Regions from separate parts of the Homo sapiens genome. Here region 1 is linked to region 2. A link is a contact called in ENCODE Hi-C or POLR2A ChIA-PET data. All regions are on one chromosome and are shown on one strand. The core of a region is the stretch at or near the end of the contact, and the rest is flanking DNA. Distances in the headings are between cores, read along the strand shown. Region 1 overlaps ARHGEF3 (Rho guanine nucleotide exchange factor 3). Region 2 has its middle 63 kb from the start of ARHGEF3-AS1.

Region 1 (6,346 bases), core at 1,051-3,550, 90 kb after region 2:
CTTTCTGTAGATACCATTAGCATTAGAAGTTGGCAACCTGATTGAATTAAATAAAGCTGACAGCCTATGTCAGAACCTTGAAAAAAAAATGTGAAAAGGAAAAAAGAAAGGTGAATGTTTTGGACTTGCCATGGGCTGTCAGATTTGGAAATGTGGAGTCTTCCTAGAGGAAGACGCTACAGAAAGAAAAAGGGAACAAGCTAGTGGCAGAAAGAGATGGAGTTGGGCCAGATGGCCGAGGGGGGCAAAATGGTAAGTCTTCCCTGTGGGTGCTTTCTGAACCCAAGGCCAGGGCAAGCTCCCATTTCAAGTGTGCTATCTTATGTTGGCATACTAACATTTCATAATCGCAAGTCACGCAGGCATTTCAAGAACGACCCCAGGCAAATACAGAGAAGATAACTAAAGGTCACTGGGGAAGACTATTTTTAATTTTTGACTTCACACAGGTTGGGGAGGGGTGGAAGTGGCTCATCAATATCATGTTAGGTTTTGGCAGTCTTGGTTCATTTTCTCAGCCATCCTGGTGATTGTGTTGGGGATGTCTGGGTGTGATCTTGCAGAAGGAGTCAGAAACCACTGTAAAGAAGGAAATAAGCTGTTAGAAGAGGGAAAACTGATGGTTTCTTGTGTGTAAGCCACAGATGCATGATGAACTGTCACCTCCACCTCCTTCCTCCTCAGATGTTTGGTGGTGACTTATCTGAGAGCTTTGAAGGAGAGAGCATCAGAAAAGACATGTTGCATTCTCTTATTAGTCTCTGAATGCTTTATGCCCAGGTTCCAAAGGCCTAGAAGAGTGAGCTTGATTCTGGCACCAACATCGAGGAACAGGAGCTTGCTTCGGAAGTCTCTTAAATGCAGCATTTATTTCTAAGCTGGTTCTTATAAGAGCTTCCCAAGTAGCTGGGGACAGGGCAAAGGTAGGCTTAGCTTCTTGGAATTTCAGAGTCTGTTTCTGGAATGAGAGGACTGGATTAGTTCATTGTTTCCCAGAAGGTGGGTTTCATACCACTTGGGCAGCTCAAATCTTATAAAGACAAATCACAAAATAATTTAATCACTTTCCCTTTTAAATTATCTGATCCTTCTGATTATTTCAAGTTTCCACTTGGAATTAGTGTGTCTTTAACACCTCCCCATCACTTGATAATTTCCCTGTGTAACTAAGTGTAGGCCTCAGGGTTCATTTTTTAAAGTTAGTTTCTGTTTATGGCAGGTGATAGTGATTTTCCATTTAAGGCAGTGATAGAGTTTATTTTTACAATAAGTTTTTAAGTAAAAAATGACTAATTAAGGAAATAGTACATAATAGCTCAGGTGATATGTACATATGGCAAAAAATTATCATGGCAATACAGAGAGTTTGGAAACAGTGAACAAGGCATGTTCTGAGGGGCTTTCTAGGATTAGAATTCTACAATAAGTTCCCAAGTTTGACACAGTCACTTGCAAACTAAACTTGAAATTTGGACATTTAGCATAGGACCCAAATTTCAGATACTAAGTAGATAAAAATTGGCTTTAATGTGTTATAGGAAATGAATCTGTGCTACGTTAGCCAACTTAAAAAATAAAAGTAGATTTCTGTTCTCAGAACATAAATCTTTTTCTTTTCAAAGCGTCAAAGAACATGCCAAAGTGCCAGCTAAAATGATTCAAACCATCCTGTTCCTTTTTTCCTTCACTCTGGTGGGAAGGATTGGGTGAGATTACACTTTAATTGGAGTCAGCCCTAGAATGTACTGGTTAAGAATTTGGATTTGGAAGTCAGCCTGAACTGAGTTTGAATCCGCACTTGGCCACCTGTGAGCTGAGAGATCTTGGACTTGTGTCTCATCCTCTAAGCCCTAGTTTCCTCATCTGAAAATTGGGAATTTGCAAGGGAATTGTGAAGATGAAATAGGCATATAAAGGGCTTCCACCAAACAAGTACTTAATAGGTCATTAGCAGCAGCAGCAGCAGCAGCAGCAGCAGCAGCAGCAGCAGCAGCAGCATCTATCTTGAACGTAGATCAGTTGAGTAGAAGCTATAGGTGGTTATACTTAGCAAGGCATCTGCTAGGAGGTAGCTCCTTCCTTTGTAGGAAATAAAGAGATCAGAGTTAGCATTGGGCATTATTATTTTTAAAACAAAAGATGTTCCAAGCATACTGGCAAGCTTCACATTCATTTCTGCCAGGTAGAATAACAAAAAAATCTAGTGTGGCTTTCTGGTTGTTCCCAGAATGACTTTCAGACAGGGGTTGGTGTGTGAGCTCTGGGTAGAGAGGCACCCTGGCCAGAGGAGTAGGGAGCAAGTTGTCCTGAGGCCGGCTCCCACCTGACATGCATCATCTGAGAATCCTAGCCAAGTGCCAACCACGGACACAGACCCAAGGCAAGCAGATGAGGGTGGATTAGGTTGCTTTGAGCTCTTCATGCCCTATTCATTTGCAGGGTGCTTTAACTATAAATAGATCCTTTGTTGGAAATGTAGGGAAACTCCATAGTGTGATGGATATGAGCTGGTAAAGAGCTAGACAACTAAAAAATGACCCCTAATGCTCTTTAATTGTCCATAAATATTTATTGAGACCTGGCTCTGTGTATCATGTTCCCCCTGGTTTAGAAAAGCCATGCTTTCTGTCCTCAAGGAACTTCTACTTCAGTTTGACCAAGTCATTAACAACACGACAATACGGGTAGTGACTGTCAACCACGAGGAGGGGGAGAAGCAGGCAATTTCATTGGGGAGCTTGGCAGACTATGGAGGGGGAATACTGAGAAGTGGTCATCCAATAGGCTCCCTGATGCTGGATGCCCGCCACCCCCCAGTCCTCAAGTGTGCCCTTAGCAGAGGGCAGCATCTTCTGGGGGCACATAAGCGGGACACCTTTGAACCTGGGCTCACTAAGATTCTGAGGGAGGAGTCAAGAGGAGCTGCTGATTCCAGAGTGATAGGGCTTGAATGCCAAATGAACATTCTGTCCTCCTCCACACCCTGCGTCAGTGTCTACTTCCTTTCTGCCTCTACAGCCTATTCGTTTCAGGGTTCCTCCCTGGTTTAGGAAACTAACAATGCTGTGGTTAATTAAGAACCCAGGCCTTGCTGAGTTAATAGCCTTGGGCTCAATTTGGACTGTGTGACTTCAGGCGAGGCCCTTAACGCCTCTGAGTCTCAGTTGCCTACACTGTGAAATGGGTATATTAATAGCACTAACTTAAGAGAAGTCAAGGAAATAATGCACAGAAAGCACTTTGGCACAGCCTAGCACAAAGTCCTCCTGTATATTGCTATTATATTATTATTATTATTATCAGAGGAAGTTGTATATCCTGGGAAGCCAGTGTCGGGGTGGCGGGGAAAGTTTTCAAGGCAGGTAGATTTGAATTCAGATTTCACCACTGCCAGTTAATTACTGGGTATGACTTGGAGGAAGTCATCTCACTTCTCTGAACACCTGCTTCCTCCTCTATGAAACAGGATAACGGGGTTGCTGTATGGCATAGATGAGAGCGTTTGTGACTCCATGGCTCTCAGTGCCTCCTTTCCTTTCCTAGGCTTCCCTCATTGTTTATATAGTGCTTCAGAGTCACAAGAGTCACACCTGCGTCAGGTGTAGTAGGATGACTGCTCTGTTTCTAGAAAATTGCTAGAGTCTATGAGTAGGCAAGTGCCTTGGCAGGGTATAATTTATTTAATCGCAATTGATCGAAGCTTTGCAGGGTCAAGTGGCCCTCTGCACAGTCCTGCTTTGCAAACTCAGGGGCGCCCCTCGCTTGACTCTCAAATGTTGGGGCAGAGGGAAGGAGGGCCTGGCATGTAAAAGAAGAACCTTCCACTTCATCCTTGTGCCCTTCCCAACCTGGCAGTGCTTGGGAAACCTTTACCAAGGAAATTATTTTGCCAATTTAGACTCCCAGCAGTCTTCAAAGGAATCCTCCCCTCTGTAGATGGCCCATATTGGAAAACACTTGAGAACCTTGCTGCTCTCTGCTGCAGGCATCCTTTGCCTCAGGAATAAATACCATTTTTATTTTACCACCAGAATGTCCTTGTCTTTTCTGGAAACTTTTATTGACATCCCTTACCACTGACTCTACAATGGCTAGCCAACTTTTTTTTTTTTTTTAACAAAACCCAACAACCAAATCACAGGTTTGTATTTATTCTTTCATTTTAAGTCAGTTGCCACTGTCTACCCATTTTCCCCATTATCTCTTTGGAATTGAAACTAGCTGAGAGTGATGCTGGGAGCAGAGCTGAGTCTCTGAGCTCCTTGCCTTCTTTGTTGTGTGCTGCATCATTTTTTTATATTCACAGGCTTCTGCATTTTAATAAACTGTAGATAATGATACATCTGGTTGCATATTAATTGCTGAGAGTTCAAAATAACACGTAATCACTATGTTTCAAGGTTGCAGATGTACAGCACTGAGAGCCAGTGTTTGTTATGAACCTTTGGAAAAATCCGTTGTTACTGGGTATTTTTAAATTCTTGTCATTAAAAATGCACTACAGGATGGAAAGTGTCTCAACAAATGAAATCAGTTTTGTGTTGTGCACACATGCACATACACCCCTCCCAAAGAATAACATTTTGAAGCTATTCATCTGCTCATTTGGGGGGTGTGGGGGCAACAGAAATGCCAGATGAATCCATTATAGATTACTTACCTCACAGTTTCCTGAACAGCATGCTTTGTATCTTATTTATCTGCATACCCTTGCTCAGTGAGTGGTAAGATGTCAGCTGAAAGCCAAAAACAGGAAAGTTTAAGATTTTTAAAAATTTATTTCCAATTTAATCAATCCCATGTGGTTGTTTGACTAGTAGCTTTTTCCATTCTGAATAATCAGATTTCAATGTATTCTGTTTTCGGCTGGGAGCAGAGTGCTCTAAAACACCCGGGTGCTGTGTCCCCTGGTTCTAAGTGTGGACATGTGCTCCTGAGGACACACATGGACCAAACATTTGAAGGGATAATTTGTGCTAGAAGGGACAGCTGGGAGTTAACCAGGGAGCATCTTGAACATATTTTGTGTTTCTTTCTGGAGGTCACATCTCTGCAAGGCCTGTCTGCTCAAAACCGTTGTTCTTGTCAAAAACGGAAACCAACTAGACATCAAGAGAAGGGGATCCATTTTCTTCTGCAGACCCAGTGCCCTTGGTCAGACGTCCCTGTAGTTTTTACCCAGCAACCAGTTAGGATCCCTGGTCCCTGTCTAGTTTTCAGTCGGATGACAGACCTGACTGTCAGCTTTGCTTGCCTGAGATGTGTTTGATCATCCCAGATTCAGCTGGAACAGTCTGTCCTTCCTTTGGGACACTGAGATTAAGATCTGAGCACCCTTTTTCATCTCCCTACTTCTTTTTCCTCTTCTGGGAAGCAAGATAATGCTGAGCTTCAAAGAACGACAGATGGATGAGAAAGAGAGAGGACTTTTCTGTGGTTCTGTGTGGTCCTTTCTTGGTTACACATTATTTTTGTGAAGTTTCACCTTGCACATCCGACATGGGTTGAATGACCAGAGTTCCTCTCATTGCCTAATTCCAGACAGTATTGGGATCTGGCAAGACTGGAGACCAGCTCTTCTAGCCCATAATTCAGCAGTGTTGGTGGCAGTGGGCGGGTGGGAGGATAATGCAAACCTCAAGACCCATCTATAAGGACCCAAGATTAGGACTTGGGTCCTTATCTTGAGATTTTACTGCTTTCCTTTCTTCCAATATAGCCTTGAATCCTGCCAGACCACCGCTAGTTTTGCCGTATCCAGCCAGAGCTTGACTAAACAGATGATAAAACCACAGGAAGAAAAGGAAGGCAGGAATATGGCATCAAAATACATGGTCTCGTAGCAGCCTCAGTGGCCAGAGCAGTTATTGGTATGATTCTGGCAGGTGACGTGGAACTCTAGCTTTGTCCCTGGAAGGATCAAGGCAAAATCCAGTGCTGCAGGGAATAGAAGAGGGCAGGGGCGCAGGCTGGCAGAGAGACCATGCCTCTCCCAGGACAACAGAAATAAGGACAATACTCTGATATTTACTGAGGACTAACAGGCGGGTGTCTGCCAAGCATATTATACACCTAGTCTCCTGTGATCCTCCCAACAACTCTGTGAGAAGGTAGGAGAGTCATCTTCACTTCACAGTAGAGGAAACTAGCTTATAGAGGTTATATTTTGGGCCCAAGGTCGTAGGGTATTGCACTCTGACCAGACAGGTTGGCTCATATTTTATCCTTAGATCCTTTGCAAAGAATCAATGCACTCTTTGGGCCAGAGTGATAAGAACTTTGTCACTTGCTGCAGAGGCATTCAGATTATTCCTAAGCTCTGAGAGAGCCCAGAAAATGTCCTTAA
Region 2 (5,886 bases), core at 671-3,170:
TGGCAAACAGGGCTGAGTTTCCACCATTTATTGCCACATAGTATTATAATAATTGCAGAAGTTGGAAGAATTCTAGAAGCTGTTGGAGGAACATGAAAACTGCTGTTCTGCAGATTCCGCTGACCATTACAGTCATATGGAGATGACAGAGGGTGTGACAGATCTAGATGTGGCCATGGAGGGAATGTGACTAAATTTAAGTAACTTTCTCCCAGTAGGCACTCAGGAGAGATGAGTTGAATGGAACTAAATGGTAGATAGAGCCACACAGGAGAAGATGTTTTGCCATAAAGGCAACAATGGTGAAATGAATATCTGAATCCAATAAATTAATTGCTCTAATAAGTAAATGGCCTCTGTGGGCTACTCAAAGGAACTTTATCTTTGTGCATTTAAATGATGATATCTAATAGAGTCACTGTCCCTGAGCTAACTGGCAGTATTACTGAAGAGTTGTTTTTGGACTGTTTCTATGTGTAGTGGAAAGTATCTTTAAAAAAAAAAAAAGGTGGGTCCCAATGGATGACTCATACCAGAGGATGCGAGGGTTTGGGAAAGTAATATGAGTAACTCTCAATTTTTATTCCATTTAATAAGTTGTAAGACATTCGCCAGATGTGTGCTTTGAACAAGAAATTGCAGATGAGGGGACAGGTCTTTGGAGACCATATTCAAGTTTTCATTGAGTCCCAGCCCAATGCTAGATACACAGTAGATTCTTGATAAATATTGTTGATGGGTTAAAAAACAAAACAGTGAACTCGCCTAATGTATACCTCTTTTAAAGAAATGTATCTGGGACTTAAAGTTGAGAAATATTAACACAGACTATGTCCCCCTTTGATTAAAAAGTAAGTGCCCTATAGCAGTGGTCCCCAACCTTTTTGACACCAGGGGCCGGTTTCGTGGAAGACAGTTTTCCACTGACCGGGTGGGGTAGGGGATGGTTTCAGGATGATTCAAGCACTTTACATTTATTGTGTACTTTATTTCTATTATTATTACATTGTAATACATAATGAAATAATTACACAACTCATGATAATGTAGAATCAGTGGGAGTCCTGAGCTTGCCTTCCTGCAACTACACAGTCCCATCTGGGGGTAACAATAGTGACAGATCATCAGGCATTAGAATCTCACAAGGAGCCAAAACCTAGATCCCTTGCATGTGCAGTTCACAATAGGGTGTGTGCTCCTATGAGAATCTAAAGTCTCCACCGCTGATCTGACAGGAGGTGGAACTCAGGCGGTAATGAGAAAGATGGAGAGTGGCTATAAATACAGATGAAACTTTGCTTGCCTGCCGGCCACTCACCTGTTACTGTGCAGCCTGATTCCGTGGCCCTATAGAATGTTTATTTGTTATCATCACTCAGACACCCTTCAGGATGACTGACGTTATTCTTACAGAACAGGGATCCTCGATTGTTTGGGGGGATGCATCACTTAACTCTTTCCGGAATCTGTTGATAGCACAGGAAATTTTACAAAATTGATGTGTGATTTCAGGGGATTTATGGATCCCAGCCAAGACCCCTGTTAAGAGTTTCTCTTACAGAGGAAACTGGAAGGGTCTTAAAGCTCGGTGATGGGTGACGTATCTCCAAATAATTGTTTTCTGACCCTCAACTCCCAGCACTTGGTGGAAAATGAATTCTGACTGGAGAGTCAATGCTAGTTGATGATATAATCGGTCACTATTTTTTCCCACCGCCTCACCCAATCCCCTGACTGGGCCCCCAACTTCCTGGTGGGTTAGAACACAAACTATTTCTGAGGGAAAATAAAAAGCAACGTACACTTTTGAGAGCAATCTGCCGAGTGGAGAAGGCTCCCAGCAGCCACCTACGAATCTCCCCTCACGTCAGAGGATATGAGTAGGATGGTTTCAGGGAGCTTGCCTCCCCCACAGCACTTTTCTAGTTTAAATTCTAATGGGCGAGAGACGCTGTAGCTCATGTCACCACAGGAAAGGCCCTTGGTGCCAGAGCTCCTGCTGCAGAGCACAGCTCAGCACCAGACATTCTTTCTTATAAAACAAATGAGCTCTGGGTGGAAATAAAAATAGCCTCCAATGATAAAGTAATGTAAAAATAAAAAGGAATATACGTTCTCTAGAAAAACTGGAAAATGTGAACAATAGTTTGACAATCCCACCTCAAAGCCATAGCTACATTTTGATGTATTTCCTTCCTGTCATTATATACAAACCTTTAATTTTTTTTCATTATGAAATATTTCAGACATACAAATGGTATAAAGATAATAGAAAACCCCATGTAGCTACCAATGCAACTGAAGAAATACGCCCTAAACAGTGATGCCAAAGACCCTTGCAAAAACCTTTGCTTTGCGGAGTTTGATGTTTATTTCTGCTTTGCATGTCCATAAATTTGCTATGGACATGTATCCCTAAAGAGCATATATATTTTTAACCAGCTTTTAACATTTATATAAGCATACACAGTTTTTAAAAATTGAGATCGGGCAGGCATAGTGGGCCTATAATCCCAGCACTTTGGGAGGCCGAGGCGAGAGGATCACTTGAGCCCAGAAGTTCGAGACCAGTCTGGGCAACACAGGGAGATCCTGTTTCTACAAAAAAAATAAAAAATTAGCCAGGTATGGTGATGCATGGCTGTAGTCGCCGCTACTTGGGAAGCTGAAGTGGGAGGATCGATTGAGCCTGGGAGGTTGCTGCAGTGAGCTGTGATTGTGCTGCTGCACTCCAGGCTGGGTGACAGAGTAAGACCCTATCTCAAAAAAAAAAAAAAAAGGATTATAGTACAAATTAATTTATTCATGAATTTTTCACTTACTATATTATGAACGTGTCATATTATGAAATATTCTGTAAGAATATTATTTTTAATAACGATAGAGTACTTTATCAAATGTGTTCATTTAAATCTATTCCACCAACCCTTTACTGGGTATTTAGATAAGTTCCAACTTTTCGCTATTATAACTAATGCTGATGGGCATCCAGGAACATGTTTGTGTAATCTCTTTTATCAGTTGGATAAAGTTTGAGATATGAAATTCCTGGCTAAAAGAGTATGAATATTTTTACAATCTCTGAATAGGTTTATCCTCTGCTTCTGGCAGTGAAGTGGAAATGAACTTTAGAGCTGTTGAGTATCTTGTGTGGAATCTCACAGGCATGGGAGATTGTTTTCAGCTTTCCCTGGCCCTTCTCTCTTCCGACTGCATGACCAGTCCCTTGCTAAGACTATGACTTGAGATGGGACATTTACTTCCCCCCTCCACCCATCCTGCCACCCTTTAGGAAAGCCCCTGACAGGGCCCACACGCCTCTCTTGACTGGTGGGGATGGAGCTGGTGGCGATGGAGCTGGTGGTGGGGCATCTTTTCTATGCTGGTGGGGCTTTCCCATGGGAGCACATGGCTGGACCATCACTTGGAGTGGGATAGGATTGGGATTCACATTCTTCCTGCATTTTTTTTTTTGTTTTGCTGATTTGCAACCATCAAGATGAGCCCTGTTTAATCTCCTGGCAAGGAATACTTGGGAAGAATGTGCTCACAGCTCTCAGTGCTTTTGAGATCCATGTATTGTTGTTGTTACAACCACTCTTCTGTCCCCTTTGAGAAATCTACACAGAAATCCACATGGCAGATGTTTGAATCTCACCCCTTCCCTCTCTTCCTAAGTTGAGGAAGAGCTGAGCTATGGTCTGCCAACAGTGGAGGAGGCTCTTCTGGAGCTCACTAACATGACTGCAAGACCCTCATTGAGGCCGAGCAGTATTCAGCGTCTCTGTGGCCTCCTCACTGGCCTCCCTACCTCTTTGTAGTCTGCCCTCCATGTATCAGCCAGGGACATCTTTCCAAGTGTAAATTTTATCTTGTCATGCCTGCCTCTAGGTTCCCAGACTGTGCTTCCAAAGCCTTGCACCGTCTGGCCCCTGCCCACCTCCTGAACCACTCCCTTCCACCTTTTACACATGCAGGCCAACCATGCTGGTTTTCTTTCAATTTCTCCAACTCCTCATGCTCCATCTTGTCCCTGGGCCTCTGCACATACTATTCTCCCATTTGTGGAATGCATGCTGTTTCTTCTCCCCGCATTTCACCTGGCTCATGCCCCCTTACCCTTCATATCTAGCTCTCCTCTAAGAAGCTCCCAGACTTCCCAGGATTCCTTTATACCTCTCCCTCCAGCCATTCCCTACCACCACCACCACCCCACTCTCACAAGCTTATGTTGCCATCCTAGCCTTTATCACCCAGCATTGTGATGCCTGCTTCCATTTCACCTTCAGAGGCAGGCTGTGACCCTTCACAGGGAGGGCTGTGTTCCACTCTTTTTACATCCCTAGCACCTGGCACAAGGCCTTGCCCGTAGCAGGTGCTGAATAAACATTGAATGAAGGTATGCTTGAAGTTTCTTCTATTGTATGAATAATTGAAAGAAAGGGACAGATAAATGTTTAAAAAGTCAGTAGCATTTCAAAAAAAAGGGGGCTTGGGATAGAATTTTTAAAATTTAAGGCAGAAGATGAGATGAACATATTTATCTCAGATGTGTGATGCCAGGAAGTCTTTTGGACTTCAATCACTCGGGTACAGAAGGCTGTTCCTGATTTTTGTTATAGTATATGGTATAGTTGTGATCTGTTTGCAAGCTCACCAATAGCCTGTGAATTCCCTCAAAGCAAATACATAGTGTCCATCATAGTTGCTCCATAAATATGTCTAGGATGGGTGAATGAATGAATGAATGAGTCTCAGATTGAGTTACTTACATGGGTGTTTCTGAGATGCTCAGTATTATTCTTACTAGCATGGTTTTCCTGGGATTAATATTAATCAGAATTTCAGGGAGGAAGGGACCAAATTGCTATAGAGTCCTTCCTTATGCAGCATGGCTGTGAGAGACTCATTAGATACATAGCAACAAGAGCAGCTACTGTTGATTTAGTGCTACTATGTGATGGGCACTGTGCTACTATACATTTTATTATTTAATCCTCATATTACCCCTTTAGAGATGAGGCAAACGGAGTGGATAGAAGTTATAAACTTGCCTGAGGCCTTACAGCTAGCAAATACCATAGCTTTTGGATCTGAGTCGCAGGCCTGTCCTCCCAATCACAGTGCTAATTATAGTTATTATATTAGTAAATAGCATACTATAGCAGGCTAATATGAATTAAGCATTCATATGCTCTGTGCTTTCCAAATACCTCATTAAATTCTCACAGTGGTACGGTCCTGTGACAATGGAATGTATCATACCCTTTTTGCAGATGAGGTAACTGAGAGCCAGAGAGATAAACAATTAGTTCAAAGTCACAGTATGTAAATTTAAGCCCAGGATGGTTCGATTCCACAGCCTCCCCACACCACCTCCAGGACAGGAGAGGAGAAGAAAGCTTTTGGCTCCCTGGCTTTCAGTGCTGAATGATGTTTAGTGCTTTTAGCTGGTCTTATTGGCAAAGTTGCTTTGAGGTTTATGACAGGCATCCCCAAATTTCCATTAACTGTGCACTCCAGTTATTTATCCTGTCATGTGCATGCCCAAAGCACAAGCATTGATATAGAAGAGGGGGAAAAAAGCTTTCCTGTCTCAGTTAAGCTAAATGGTGTTTCATTGCCAGGATATGTTAAACCAGGCACGGAATAGCAGCGAGATTTATTTTATCTCTGCTCAGCAGAGTCCAGATAATTAAAAAAGATACCATTTCTGTGGTTTTGTTTCTCTTGGTCTGTTCTGGAACTTGCTAACTGGGGAGATTAGCCTCGCCCTGGCCAGCATGGGGCCTTGATGAATTATGTGGGAGAGGTTAATAATGCTCTTATCACCGAGGAGACCAGGCCTCTAGCTGAGATTGGGTCTTCATTAACACATGCTTATAT

Evidence for each region. A loop is a pair of places that touch in the nucleus more often than their neighbours do. ChIA-PET counts read pairs that join two places held with the same protein, here RNA polymerase II (POLR2A). Pooled maps may share reads with other maps.
Region 1: a loop to region 2 is called in a pooled map, with 2.0 times the contacts of the local background. The contact joins two enhancer-like sites. A Hi-C loop is called at or near these places in 8 of 50 pooled maps. POLR2A ChIA-PET finds 5 or more read pairs at or near these places in 10 of 52 experiments (CD4-positive, alpha-beta T cell, HEK293, OCI-LY7 and 4 more).

The regions. Positions count from the first base shown.
Region 1 is chr3:56,784,673-56,791,018 of GRCh38, reverse strand. All of the region lies in intron 1 of ARHGEF3 (Rho guanine nucleotide exchange factor 3), which reads left to right. Among named protein-coding and RNA genes, the nearest start is that of ARHGEF3, 14 kb to the left of the region's middle. Within about 2 kb of position 2,300, at least 14 of the 41 ENCODE cell types and tissues checked have a DNase peak (open chromatin) inside an H3K27ac peak, as active enhancers do; they include CD4-positive, alpha-beta T cell, where a contact is called at or near this core.
Region 2 is chr3:56,874,270-56,880,155 of GRCh38, reverse strand. It overlaps a transcript of ARHGEF3 not described here. Among named protein-coding and RNA genes, the nearest start is that of ARHGEF3-AS1, 63 kb to the left of the region's middle. Within about 2 kb of position 1,920, at least 5 of the 41 ENCODE cell types and tissues checked have a DNase peak (open chromatin) inside an H3K27ac peak, as active enhancers do; they include CD4-positive, alpha-beta T cell, where a contact is called at or near this core.